Regions from separate parts of the Homo sapiens genome. Here region 2 is linked to region 1. A link is a contact called in ENCODE Hi-C or POLR2A ChIA-PET data. All regions are on one chromosome and are shown on one strand. The core of a region is the stretch at or near the end of the contact, and the rest is flanking DNA. Distances in the headings are between cores, read along the strand shown.

Evidence for each region. Hi-C counts contacts between places; a loop is a spot of excess contacts on that map. ChIA-PET counts read pairs that join two places held with the same protein, here RNA polymerase II (POLR2A). Pooled maps may share reads with other maps.
Region 2: a loop to region 1 is called in a map with no recorded cell type, with 8 times the contacts of the local background. The contact joins the promoter of CSNK1D here to the promoter of ARL16 in region 1. A Hi-C loop is called at or near these places in 1 of 37 single-sample maps with no recorded cell type and 2 of 50 pooled maps. POLR2A ChIA-PET finds 5 or more read pairs at or near these places in 2 of 52 experiments (H1 and HepG2).

The regions. Positions count from the first base shown.
Region 1 is chr17:81,682,547-81,688,543 of GRCh38, reverse strand. ARL16 (ARF like GTPase 16) reads left to right here and starts at 4,747. Exons shown (of 5, transcript NM_001040025.3): 1 at 4,747-4,851; 2 at 4,950-5,008; 3 at 5,418-5,531. The coding sequence starts at 4,791. HGS (hepatocyte growth factor-regulated tyrosine kinase substrate) reads right to left here and starts at 4,533. Exons shown (of 22, transcript NM_004712.5): 1 at 4,441-4,533; 2 at 2,855-2,939; 3 at 2,157-2,232; 4 at 1,449-1,541. The coding sequence starts at 4,477. RefSeq lists silencers at 4,303-4,402, 4,613-4,672, 4,883-4,962 and enhancers at 4,551-4,845, 5,063-5,282.
Region 2 is chr17:82,270,780-82,276,776 of GRCh38, reverse strand. It overlaps CSNK1D (casein kinase 1 delta), which reads left to right and starts at 3,077. Exons shown (of 9, transcript NM_001893.6): 1 at 3,077-3,471. The coding sequence starts at 3,396. It overlaps LOC124904089 (a long non-coding RNA gene), which reads right to left and starts at 2,999. Exons shown (of 2, transcript XR_007065953.1): 1 at 1,704-2,999. RefSeq lists an enhancer at 1-76 and silencers at 2,938-3,147, 3,388-3,577, 3,628-3,677.

The DNA.
Region 1 (5,997 bases), core at 3,498-5,997:
TGTTCCCAGACCCTGAGTTCAAACCTCACGCCTGCCTCTACTTGCTGGAGCCAAACAACGCCGCGTCTCTGTGCCCCTGACCATCTGTCTCTCCCTTTCCCCACGGGACCTGCCCACCCCAGGATCCCCGGTTCCCGTCAGCCTCCAACAGGCAGGACCCGGCAGGCCTGACGGTGGCAGCGTGGTGTTGGGGCTGAGAACACAGGGGTACTGCGGGGCTCTGGCCACGCCCCTCCTTCCAGTCACAGCCGGGGAGACGCGGGGGGCAGCCGCTCCAGAAATGCCTCCAAATTCAGAGCGGGCTCCAGACCCCCTGCAGCCATCCTCTCCCCCGGTTAGAGCGCAGCCTGGCCTCGCGTCTACGGCCCTCTCGGGGACGCCGTCCCGGTGTGACGTGCAGGACGGCGTGCGATCAGAGGCTGCTGCAAGCAGGCTCCGGGGCACTTGCACCTCAGCCTAAGCTCCTTTCCAGAACCCCTCTGCATCCTCAGCGGCGCCTTCCCTTCACAGCCCTGCCTCACCCCAGAGGAGCGAACCGGCTCAGGATCTGCAGCCTGACTGAAGGAGCTCAGGAGCACCAGGGTCGGGCAGGGCCAGACTCCGGCACCTTCCGCCTCTCAGCCAGGACAGGACGGGACAGGAAGCCAGCCAAAGTGGCCAGTGAGGGCCTTTGAGAGGCCTGGCTGTCCACCGGGATCCCCGGGCAGGTTCTCAGCTGTGTGAGTCCAGGGAGTCTCCTATGAGACCCAGGTCTGGCCCACAGGTTGGGACAGAAGGGGAGCAGCCTGACTACATGGGACACTCTTTCTCCTTGACACCTGCAACAGCATCCCCACTGCATCACAGTCCACATCACAGTCCCTGCAGGTGTCCCCAGCACAATCCCTGCAGATGTCCCCGGCACAATCTCCTGGGGATCTGGAGGGCTTTTCCTCCTCTGCCCAGGAAAGCATGAAGCCCTCGCTCTCCAAAACAGCTCTTATCCCCGCCAGACACATCCGATCTTACAAGCCCCCGCTCAGAGCCCTCCCAGGCCCCTGCCTGTGGGATGTGGCCAGCCTGCCCTCCGGACCACAGCCACTCTCACACACGATAGCCACCACCTGCCCTGCCCACCCAGTGGCATCTACTCACCTTCCCTAAGACAGCAGGTGCCCAAGCCCTGCCTCCCGGAAGCTTCCCCCAGGCCCCAGGGTCGCTGTCACCTTGGTCCTCCAGACACAGCACCCCAGGCCGGCTCCTGCTAAACCCTGACCTCCCTGGATTGGGGCTCACGGCCCTGTCTCTCCGACTCATGAGTGCGAGCTTGCGCAGTGCAGGGACCACCGATCTGCACCTGCACATTTTCCGCCACACCTGGTGCTGTTCTGTCATCAGTGCCCAGTAAACACCCGGAGAAGCAAAGGTGCCAGCCTGGGTGGCCACCCGCATGCCCCCGTCTCACCCACCTTCAGCAGGTCCTTCAGCTCCTCCATGGTCTGCTTGTTGGCCACCTCATCATGAACTGTCTGGCCACAGTTCTTTACCACAGATTCCATGACCTGCAGATGCCCAGGAAGGGAAGGGTTGGGCCAGTGGTCAGGGCAGGGCCCCTCCTCCTCCCGGACAGACCCACCTCCCTGTGGGACAGCAGAGCCCTTCGACAGGCCCGTCAGTGGCCGGTGGGGAACCCGGTGGGACAGCAGAGCCCTTCGACAGGCCCGTCAGTGGCCGGAGGGGAACCCGGTGGGACAGCAGAGCCCTTCGACAGGCCCGTCAGTGGCCGGTGGGGAACCCGGTGGGACAGCAGCCCTTCAACAGGCCCGTCAGGCCAGTGGGGAACCCACATCTGAGACTCAGCAGCCTGCACAGCACCGCTCCGTGACGCCAAGTCTCACTGCCAAGCACAGCAATGACATCCGCCTTCTGGTGTTTACTCACGCAGGACCGGCTGAAGAAGTGGTGCCCACTCCCTCCCCTATCTCCTGTCTCTCCCTCAGCGTGACCCTCTCCTAGGTGGCACTGTTCACACAGGCACTCAAGGCTGAGTGGAAACTCTCCTGCTTGATGTATGCCCAGGGAGGTGGGCAAGGCCACAGGACAAACTCTTCTCATGCTGTCGTGACTAGTAGGGGGTAGGGACCCTGGGGGCCACTGAGGCACGGGGGTCTGCTTACCTCCAGGGCATACAAGGCGACGTGTGGGTTCTTGTCGTTGACTTTCTTCTTGATGGAATTCACAGCATATTTTGCTCTGAAAAGGAAACATTGATAAAAGCAGAGAAAAACGGGAAAAAAATAGTCTCAGCAACTAAGATGAGAAAAGCTCATCTGCTGCCAGGTGCAGTGGCTCACGCCTGTAATCCCAGTGCTTTGGGAGGCCAAGGCAGGAGGATTGCTTGAGCCCAGGAGTCTGAGACCAGCCTGTGCATTACGGCAAAAACCCATCTCTACCAAAATACAAAAAATCAGCCGGGCGTGATGGTGAATGCCTGTAGTCCCAGCTACTCAGGAGGTTGAGGTGGGACGATCGTTTGAGCTTGGGAGGCAGGGGCTGCAGTGAGCTGAGATCACGCCACTGCACTTCAGCCTGGGTGACAAAGCAAGGCCCCGTCTTAAAAAAAAAAGTCTGTCTGCCATCTTAGTCTTTGAGAACCCCGAAGCAAATACAAACATAACCAGGTATCTGCAAGCTGTACAGAGAAAACCCCTTAATCCTCCAAGATGTCAAAAAATCCTAGCATGTAGCCCATGCAGTTCTCCACATAAGAGCCTAACACGGTCAGCTACGTCGTGGAGACCCAACGGGCACCAAGCGAGCCCAGCTTAGTGCACGGCTGCTCCTCCGCATCAGGGCACAGGCCCCGCTAACTCACTGTGTGTCCCCTTGGCGGATCAGGTCGCAGATCTGCAAAATGGACTCCCAATCTGTCTCCAACAGGAGCTGGCTGGTCGCCTTGTCTGAGAGAGAAAATGCCATGAAAGGGAGGGGTTATCCTGCTGGACGCCCCGTGCAGCACCCCAGCTTGGCAGCAGCTGGGGGGGACTCTCTCCTTCCCCTTTAGACATTTGGACCAAATGAAAAAGCATGACAGAATCCTCCTGAGCGTGCTGATGGGCAGGGAAGTGCCATCCTCCCCAGGGAAGCAGCAAACAGCGTAAGAGCACACCAGGTGCTGGTCCAAGCCCTCCCACAACCCGCGAGCGAGGTAAAGACACTCAGCAGAGAGGCGAGGGCACTGCCGTGAGTCACACAGCTCACCAGAGACAGAGGCTGATTCACTCTTAAACATCAGGCTCGGCTGCTTCTCAACAAAGAACCCTATCACCCGTCCCTTGGAGTCCCCGTTCGCCCAGATGCTCCCGGTTTCAATGGGACCTTAGCTTGGGCAAGGGCTAGAGAGGCCTGCAGTGTAGACTCCAGGCCCCTTGCTCCAAGCCAAGTGCTTTGGAAATAAGGGCAGAACGGGGCTCCAAGGAGGACTCGCCAGCATACCTGTCATCATACCACATCACTGCTGTCTCCAACAACTGGCCCCTCTGGGGGGGCAGCTCCAGCTCTGCCCACATCGCCTTTCCCGGATACAGAAACGATCTAACAAGCCAAGCCACGTCCACTTTCTATACTGATTCAGTAGTTAACCTCTGGATTCATCCCTGAAGCACTGAACTACCTGTGTGGCTGAGATACTCAGTCTGCTTGCTGGTTCCCTTGGCAAGGAAGGTGTCTCACTTGAAGTCTCCTTGAAAACCCTACTTGACAAAAAGGCAAGCTTGGGCAGCCCATTCGACCACCCAAGCTCCTACCCCCAAACATTAGACGCATTTTCCACGTGCTGCTGGGCACGTGCACATCAACATTCGTTTCCCTCCCAAAACGCGTCAATTCCAGGAGGCTCAGATAGGATCAGCTTTCACCTCCAAAAACGTGAGAAAACGCCTTCCTAAACCATTAGGCACTTCCCGAAGCCAGTGTGGGAACAAAAGGTGGGTCTGGGACCCGCAGCCCCCAAGAGAGCTCGAAGGTCCCAGAGAGAACACTGCCGGCTCCACCCTTCGAGGCCCAGTGTTTTGGGTCAGAAGCCCAAGTGCGAGCCTAACATCCGACTGAGTCACCCACTTTCATGACTCAGGCCTTGTGGCCCACTCGGCCGGGTGCTCGTCGGTCAAGAGGAAATCGGCCGAATGCCCGGGCCCGCGGAGGAGCGAGGTCGCCGAGCGCCCCTGGCGCCCTGCGCGGACCCTCGCAGAGCCCCATTTGCCAACGCCCGACGGACGCCGACCCCACGGCCGCGCCGAGGGTCCAGGATCGGCGGCTCCGAACCCGGGAGGACAGCGGGCCGGGGAGAGGCGGGCAGGGCGGCCGGTCCGCGCCCCTCGGGCCCTCGGGGCCGCGCTGACTCAGCGCCGGGCGGAGGCTGCGGGCTGACCAAGGCCGAGCCGTCGGGTGGGGACGCGTTACCTAGGAGACGCTCGAAGGTGCCGCTGCCTCGCCCCATGGCGACCTCCAGCCCAAACCCGACGCCGCGGGCGCTCCCCTGCTACGAGCTGGCGCGCCCCCCGACTTCCGCTTCCGCCTTTTCCCTCCAGTGCGCGCACGCGCACGTCACCGCGCCGGCCCTAGAGCCGCGAGGAGGCGGGGTCTTCCGCTCTCCCGCTAACGCTGCGCGCTAATTGGACGCGCCCTTGGAACAATGAGCCCTAAGAACCAATGAGAAGTCCGAAGGTGAGAACTATCCAATGAGAGTGGCCGGTGGGCGGGCCTTGAGCCGCGGCGCCGAGCTACGGGTGCCGGGTGGAGCGAAGCACGGAATGTGTCTCCTGCTGGGGGCCACGGGCGTCGGGAAGACGCTGCTGGTGAAACGGCTGCAGGATATCCTTCCGCGCGGGGACGGGACCGGGGCGCGGGGGGCACCCGGAGTGGGGCGGGGACTCACCCTTTAGCTGCTCGGGTCCTTGACCGCTTCGCACAGGTGAGCTCCCGGGATGGGAAAGGCGACCTGGGGGAGCCGCCCCCGACACGGCCCACGGTAGGTGTCCGCCCCCGCGGGTGGAGTTGCGGGGGGTCAGTTCTGCGCTTGGCGAAGAGCTCCGGGCTCCTCTAAGTGCACGCCGAGGCGCAGCGGGTCAGGTCGTGACTTAAGGCCAGCCTTCGGGAGCGGGGGACGGCCCGAGCTGAGGATAATTGGCGCGGGATGAGGGGGCCTGCCGCCCTCCACGGGCACTTCCTCTCCCCTCGCAACGGCTTCCTGTGGCTGGTCGCCCCCACAGCGAGTCCAGCTACTGATGGGCGTCGGTCCCTGCTCGCCGTTCCTGCGTTAGGGAGAATGGGTCTGCGGGGTTCAGGCCACCGTGTAAGGTGTGGGCACGGTGCTCTTCAGGAGTTCACAACGGGACAGCGGTTGTATTGTTCTTTTTGCATCGTGGTTTTTCCTATAGGTGGGCACCAATCTTACTGACATCGTGGCACAGAGAAAGATCACCATCCGGGAGCTTGGGGGGTGCATGGGCCCCATCTGGTCCAGTTACTATGGAAACTGCCGTTCTCTCCTGGTGGGTTGTAATCCTATATGGGCTTCCTTTAGGGAAGTGTGTCTACATTTCTGTGACGTCCAGTCCCCAACCTTGCTGTGTGTAGAAAGGGGTTTGGGTTATTTAGTGACTATACTACTCATGGAAATAGGTCTTAGCTAGTGTTGCTTCCTGCTGGGCACCCTGTCTGGTTTCTGGTGCTTGCGCTCCCAGGCCCCCGGTAGGAGCTCACAGAGGGCTTGCTGAGGGCAGGGCTGCTGCTCCGCAGAGAACAGACTTGGCCCTCTGTGTCACTCCCCGGTACGTCTGTGTTTATGTTGGACTTATACGTACCTCTGGTTGGTCTCATCTTGATAAGGCCTGTGCCGCGGATACCAGTATGGAGAACTGATGGCCACATGAGGACAGAGACGAGTGACACCAGGTCGTCTTCATAAAACTCGATTCCCTCTGCTTCTGCTTGTTCCCAAAGCTTTGTTTAAAGCTA
Region 2 (5,997 bases), core at 1,828-4,327, 590 kb before region 1:
CTAATCCCAGCTACTCAGCAGGCTGAGGCAGGAGAATCGCTTGAACCCGGGAGGCGGAGGTTGCAGTGAGCCGGCATTGCGCCACTGCGCTCCAGCCTGGGCAACAGAGCGAGACTCCATCTTAAAAAAAAAAAAAAAGGCCTGTACTTCCCTACTCCTCCAGCTCCCTCTCGCACACGGTCTGCACACACTCCAGCTGCCCTTCACCTTCTGCCATGAGTGGAGGCAGCGGCAGCAAGGCCCTCACTAGAGGCAGACGCCCGATCTTGAACTTTTGAGACCTCAGCATCGTGAGCTGTGTTAGGCTGTGGTTGCCTTGCTATAAAGAAATACTTAGGACTGGGCAATTTTAAAAGAAAAGAGGGCCGGCATGGTAGCTCATGCGTGTGATCCCAGCACTCTGGAAGGCCAAGGTGGATGGATCACTTGAGCTCAGAAGTTTGAGACCAGTCTGGGCCAGTAAGACCCCATGTCTACAAAAAATATGAAAAATTAGCCAGGTATGGTGGCGTGTGCCTGTAGTCCCAGCTACTCAGGAGGGTGAGGTGGGAGGATCACCTGAGCCCAGGAGGCAGAGGTTGCAGTGAGCCGAGATCACGCCACTGCACTCCAGCCTGGGCAACAGAGCGAGACCCTGTGTCAAAATAAATAAATAAATAAATAAATAAATAATGAAAAGAGGTTTACTTGGCTCCTGGTTCTGCAGGCTTTACAGGAGGCATGGTGCTGGCCTCTGCTCAGCTTCTGGGGAGGCCTCCGGAAGCTTCCAATCATGGTGAAAGGCAATGGGGGAGCGGGCACGTCACATGGCCAGAGCAGGAGCGAGCGAGCGAGTGAGCGAGAGAGAGAGGTGCCCCACACTTTTTAAATAACCAGATCTCAGGAGAACTCACTATCTCAAGGACAGCACCAAGGGGATGGTACTAAACATTCCTGAGAAATCCACCCCCATGACCCAGCCACCTCCAGCCTTGGGGTTTACAATTCAACATGAGGTTTAGTGTGGACAAATATACAAATTACCTCATGATTCTTCATAAATTTCCCAGCCTCAGGTGTTTCTTGATAGCAACAGTAAAGGAGCTAAGACACTGTGGCGTTCAGTTGTATCAGGACAGACCTGGGTGTGGGCTGGCCCTCATACGTCCTGCCGGGAGCTCTGGGGGCTTTCCAGTCTGCAGGTCGGGACGTCCTTCTACTCTGAGATGTTCTAGTATCATCAAACCGCCCCACAGACCATGCCTGGAGACTCTGCCTCACACATCCGTTCCCAGCGGTCACCAGCCCCGCATCCCTCCCTCGTCACCGCATCTGTGCGTCTCCTCTGTGACGGAGGCTGTTCCTTGGCAATGACTATCCTCAGCTTCAGCCCCCTGCTGACAGTTTTCTAGCTCAGAACCTGGCCATGTCTGCACCCTCCCTGTCTTCTCGGAAGGGGTGCTGTCATTCCCTGGGCTACACACCTGCTTTGTCCTCCTCTCTCTGACCCCAGGGCTCCAGGGTACCACTGTCCTCTTCCTTTGTCAGTTTGTTGTGGCTGGGGCTGGTGGTGGGGGAGCCACAGCAATCAGCCTGCCTCACCTTGCCCAGCCCGCATGTTCCCAGGGCTCCTGCCATCCCCACTACACCACAGCCCAGTCCGTGTGCACGGGTTATAGAGTCAAGACACAAACACACAAAAGCCAGGCAGACGGGCACAGTACCTGCCGCAGCTGCATGAAGCTTGGGGCACTATGGGTGAGAAGAGCTAGAAATGTTGGGGCCATCAGAGCCCAGGAGGACCAGCCGAGGGAGGAGCAGCTGACAGGTGGGCAGGTGCCCCTAGTCAGGGACAGCAGGACTCCCCAGGAAGAAGGATCACAGCCACCCGTGGGAGAGCTGGACTCTGTTCATCAACAGAAAAGCCGTGAGCGATTCCGCCAACAAGGTCAGTTTTACTAGTCTGGCAGCCCCCCACCCCCGGCTTCTGTAACTCAGAAACTGGGCAGTTCCGACTGCCCATCCCTCATTAGTGACTGATGGTGGTCTGGCCGGCGGCATCTCCTGTCTCCAGGCCCTGCTATGTAATTTCGGGAATGGACGCCCGTCTCCCCGACCTGACCTCCAGCTGTTTGGAGCTGAGGGGTGGAGAGGAAAGACTGGGGGGTGGAGAAAGGCGAGCACCACTGTGGGGCCTGTGGGGGCTGCTTTCCTCTTCTGCAGTGACCTGGACGGGCTGAGGCTGCTGTCTCACTCACACGGCGGTGCCCACACCACAGCCCTGGTATGCTAATGCGTCAAAACACACCTTCACCTGTTTCACATTCTTGAGTTTCAGCGAGGATGCGACAGGTCTCGAGACACATGGACGTGGGACCATGGGGACGGGTTCTTCAAGGTCCCCATGCACCTGCAGCCTGGGGGGGCTTGTCTGAAGGGCTTTCTTCCCAGTGATGGGAATCAAAGGCCCCGATCTTTGAAGCTGGCCATCAGCCTGAACGTCCACTCCTTGTTTCCTTTGCAAGGAGGAACATTCAGATCCAACACAGATAAGAATGTTGACTCCGTCTCCAGGCCGCAGGGACTGGAGGGAGGCAGGTGGTCTGGCCTCATTTTGTGAAAGGTGGTGGCTTTGTCCTCAATCTTCAGGCTGGACATCAGGACCTCCCAGGGCGCGGGCCTGCTCTGTCTCTGGCCTTAGGTGTCAGGAGGTAAGGCCGCAGACGCTGACGTACTGGGATGCCCCAAGCCCGGGAACTGGCAGCCCAGTGAGGGGGTCTCACCTGTGTCCCCTGAGCCTGGCCTGTCACTCTGTCCACGCCTCAGCTACCTGTCCCCTCCTGCAAAGGGCACCGCCTGTCGCGAGGAACTCACCTGGCTTCCTCGACATCTCGGGGGACACACGAAAAGCCCCCGCGAGAGCAGCAGGAGCCTGCACGTGGAAGGGGCTGGCGGCCCGAGGTCCCGGGGTAACAGGAGGGCAGAGGGGCTGGGCACGGCGCAGGGTCGGGAGGAGGCCTGGAGCGCTCGCCCCGCCCGGCCCCGCCCCTGGAGCGCCGCGGCCCCGCCCCGCCGGGTTGCTAGGGGAAGTGACGTCACAGCGCGATGGCGGCGGCTCCTTTAGGCAGCTGAAAGGGGATTTAGGCCCGGAAGATCCGAGTCCATCCGCGGCGGGGAGAGGGCAAGCGGGACCGGTAGGGGCCGGAGCAGCGGCGGCGGCGCTCGGACTGTCCCATCCGCCCCGTATTGAGGCGCTGGGAGCGGCGGGGCGACAGGAAAGCGATGGTGAAAGCGGGGCCGTGAGGGGGGCGGAGCCGGGAGCCGGACCCGCAGTAGCGGCAGCAGCGGCGCCGCCTCCCAGAGTTCAGACCCAGGAAGCGGCCGGGAGGGCAGGAGCGAATCGGGCCGCCGCCGCCATGGAGCTGAGAGTCGGGAACAGGTACCGGCTGGGCCGGAAGATCGGCAGCGGCTCCTTCGGAGACATCTATCTCGGTGAGGCCCCGCCGCCCCCGCCCGCCGCCCGAAGACCCGGGCCCTGCGGCTGCCAAGACCAAGCGCGATCGCGGAAGGAAGTGGTGGCCCCCGCGGGGTCTCCGCGCAAGTCCCGGCACCGCCGGATCGTGGCCAGAACCCAACGGCCACTAGGCTAGCGCGGCCAGGGGTGGGGAGGGCAGTGGGGAGCGGACGTGGGGGAGGGGCAGGACCAGGTCGGGGGAGCAGGGTCTGGAGAGGGGAGGGTTGGGGAAGGAGGGGATAGGGGAGCTGACCCGGGGTGGGGCATGGTCTCTGGGGAGCCGACCTGGGTAGGGGCAGGGTCGTGGGGAGCGGACTCGGGAAGGGCTGGGTGGGGCGTGGGGAGGCGGGCCTGGGGGAGGGGCAGGGCGGGGGTGGGGGCAGCGGGCCGTGGGAGGGGAGGGGGTAGGGCTGGGGCCGCGAAGCGGGCGTCGGCTTCCTCTACGCCTAAGGTCACCGCAGTAAACAAAGGCCACGCTCTTTCTTCCGCAGCCCGGTCCGGGGCTGTCTGGCTGCCCCCTCAGAGGCTGCCCCGGTGTCTTGCATTCGTGGGGGAAAATGTCAGAAAGACCCAAATGCCGTGTGGAGCGGGGGAGTGGCCCGGCTAGGAGTGGGGCTTGCCCTCCCGCTGGGGGTTCTCTCTGAACGGTTCCCCTTGGCCTTGGAGCGGTGACTGAGTGCAAATGAGCAAGGGTTAAGTTTAGGTGAATGTAGAGAAAGTCACACAGGATTAAGATGCTGGCAAGATGAGAGGCAGATGAGGTAGTTGTACTCATGAGGTGTCCTTTAGACTGTAACAGTCTCAAGGTAGATTTCAAAAACAATGGGATTAGAAGGTTTTGGGTTGTGTCATATTTACAATGGAAAAATATGCACGTGAACACAAGTGTGATGAAAGGTTGGCTTAAATCTTCAAGTTTGTAATTTTTTTTTTTTTCCTGAGACGGAGTTTCGCTCTTGTTGCCCAGGTTGGAGTGCAATGGCGTGATCTCGGCTCACCGCAACCTCTGCCTCCCAGGTTCAAGCGATTCTCCTGCCTCAGCCTCCCGAAAAGCTGGGATCACAGGCGTGCGCCACCACGCCTGGCTAATTTCGTATTTTTAGTAGAGACGGGGTTTCTTCATGTTGGTCAAGGCTGGTCTCGAACTCCGGACCTCAAGTGATCCGCCCAGTTCGGCCTCCCGAAGTGCTGGGAAGCCACCGCGCCTGGCCCAAGTTTGTAATTTTAAAGTAACTTAATTTTCCGCACTTGTTAGTGGGATTGTGCAATGCACGAGTTATTCCAAGATCCCCTGAATTTGAGGATATGTAGCCTGAGGCGGTGTGCCTGCAGAGGGGCTGCTGCAGACCTTTGAGGGGAGCTGTTTTCTGTTCCAGCAGCCCTAGCTTTGGGGTGTGTTTTAACTGGGGCACCTGTCAGCTAGGGTCAGGAATCCCCTGGGATGTCAGTAATGCCTCTGGTCATACCTTTTAGATGAAGCCACATGTGGACAGTCTCCAGTTCTCACACCCTTCCCACTTGTCACCAGAGAGAGGACTCAGGACCCGGTGGGCTGACAGCGTTAGGACGAATCCACACATATGGGTGGCTCATACTTTCGGTGCCTGGTTAACCTGCCAGGTGACCCTGTCACATGCCATATTGTTGCTTTTGAACCTGTACATATGCCTTAGTGGACTGCTGAGTAAGCAGGCTTTAGACATTTGGGTTTGGCTATTAAACATTTATACCAGGTGGTCAGCTGGATGTGTTCTTGGCAGTGTTTGGGAAGTCAGAGTGCTTGGTCAATGGAAGTCGTTTGGCTTATTTATAGAACAATGGATTTTGGCGAAAGTTTTAACCCCAGGATCTGAGTTACACTGCAAAGCCAGTCCATTAGCCACCTTTAGGCAGGCATCAAAAAGGAGTATTTTGGGCCGGGTGTGGTGGCTCACGCCTGTAATCCCAGCACTTTGGGAAGCTGAGGTGGGCGGGTCGCTTGAGGTCAGGAGACCAGCCTGGCCAAAGTGGCGAAACCCCATCTCTACTAAAAATACAAAAATTGGCCAGGCGTGGTGGTGGCTGCCTGTAATTCCAGCTACTTGGGAGGCTGAGGCACGAGAATTGCTTGAACCTGGGAGGCGGAGGTTGCAGTGAGCCAAGATCACACCACTGCACTGCAGCCTGGGCGATGGAGTGAGACTCTGTCTCAAAAAATAAATAAATAAGAAGTACTTTGAAACTATCTGTTCTCTGATCTGAGACCTTGTCAAACAACTTTGTGCTTTCCAAAGATAGATTAAGACAAATTTTGGTGTGGTTGTCACCAAGTAATTCCAGAGGTGGAGGGTGGAAGGCTGTCTCCTCACTCAGCATTCTACCCTCCAGGCCTCACCTCGCGCTGGGCATACAGTCATGCTGGATACGGGATTGCGGGCGGCTGTGGCTCTGACACCCTGGGGTTGGAGCCCCCAGACAGCCGTCCCAGACAGCCACCCATCAGGGTACACGTCCAGTTACTTGAG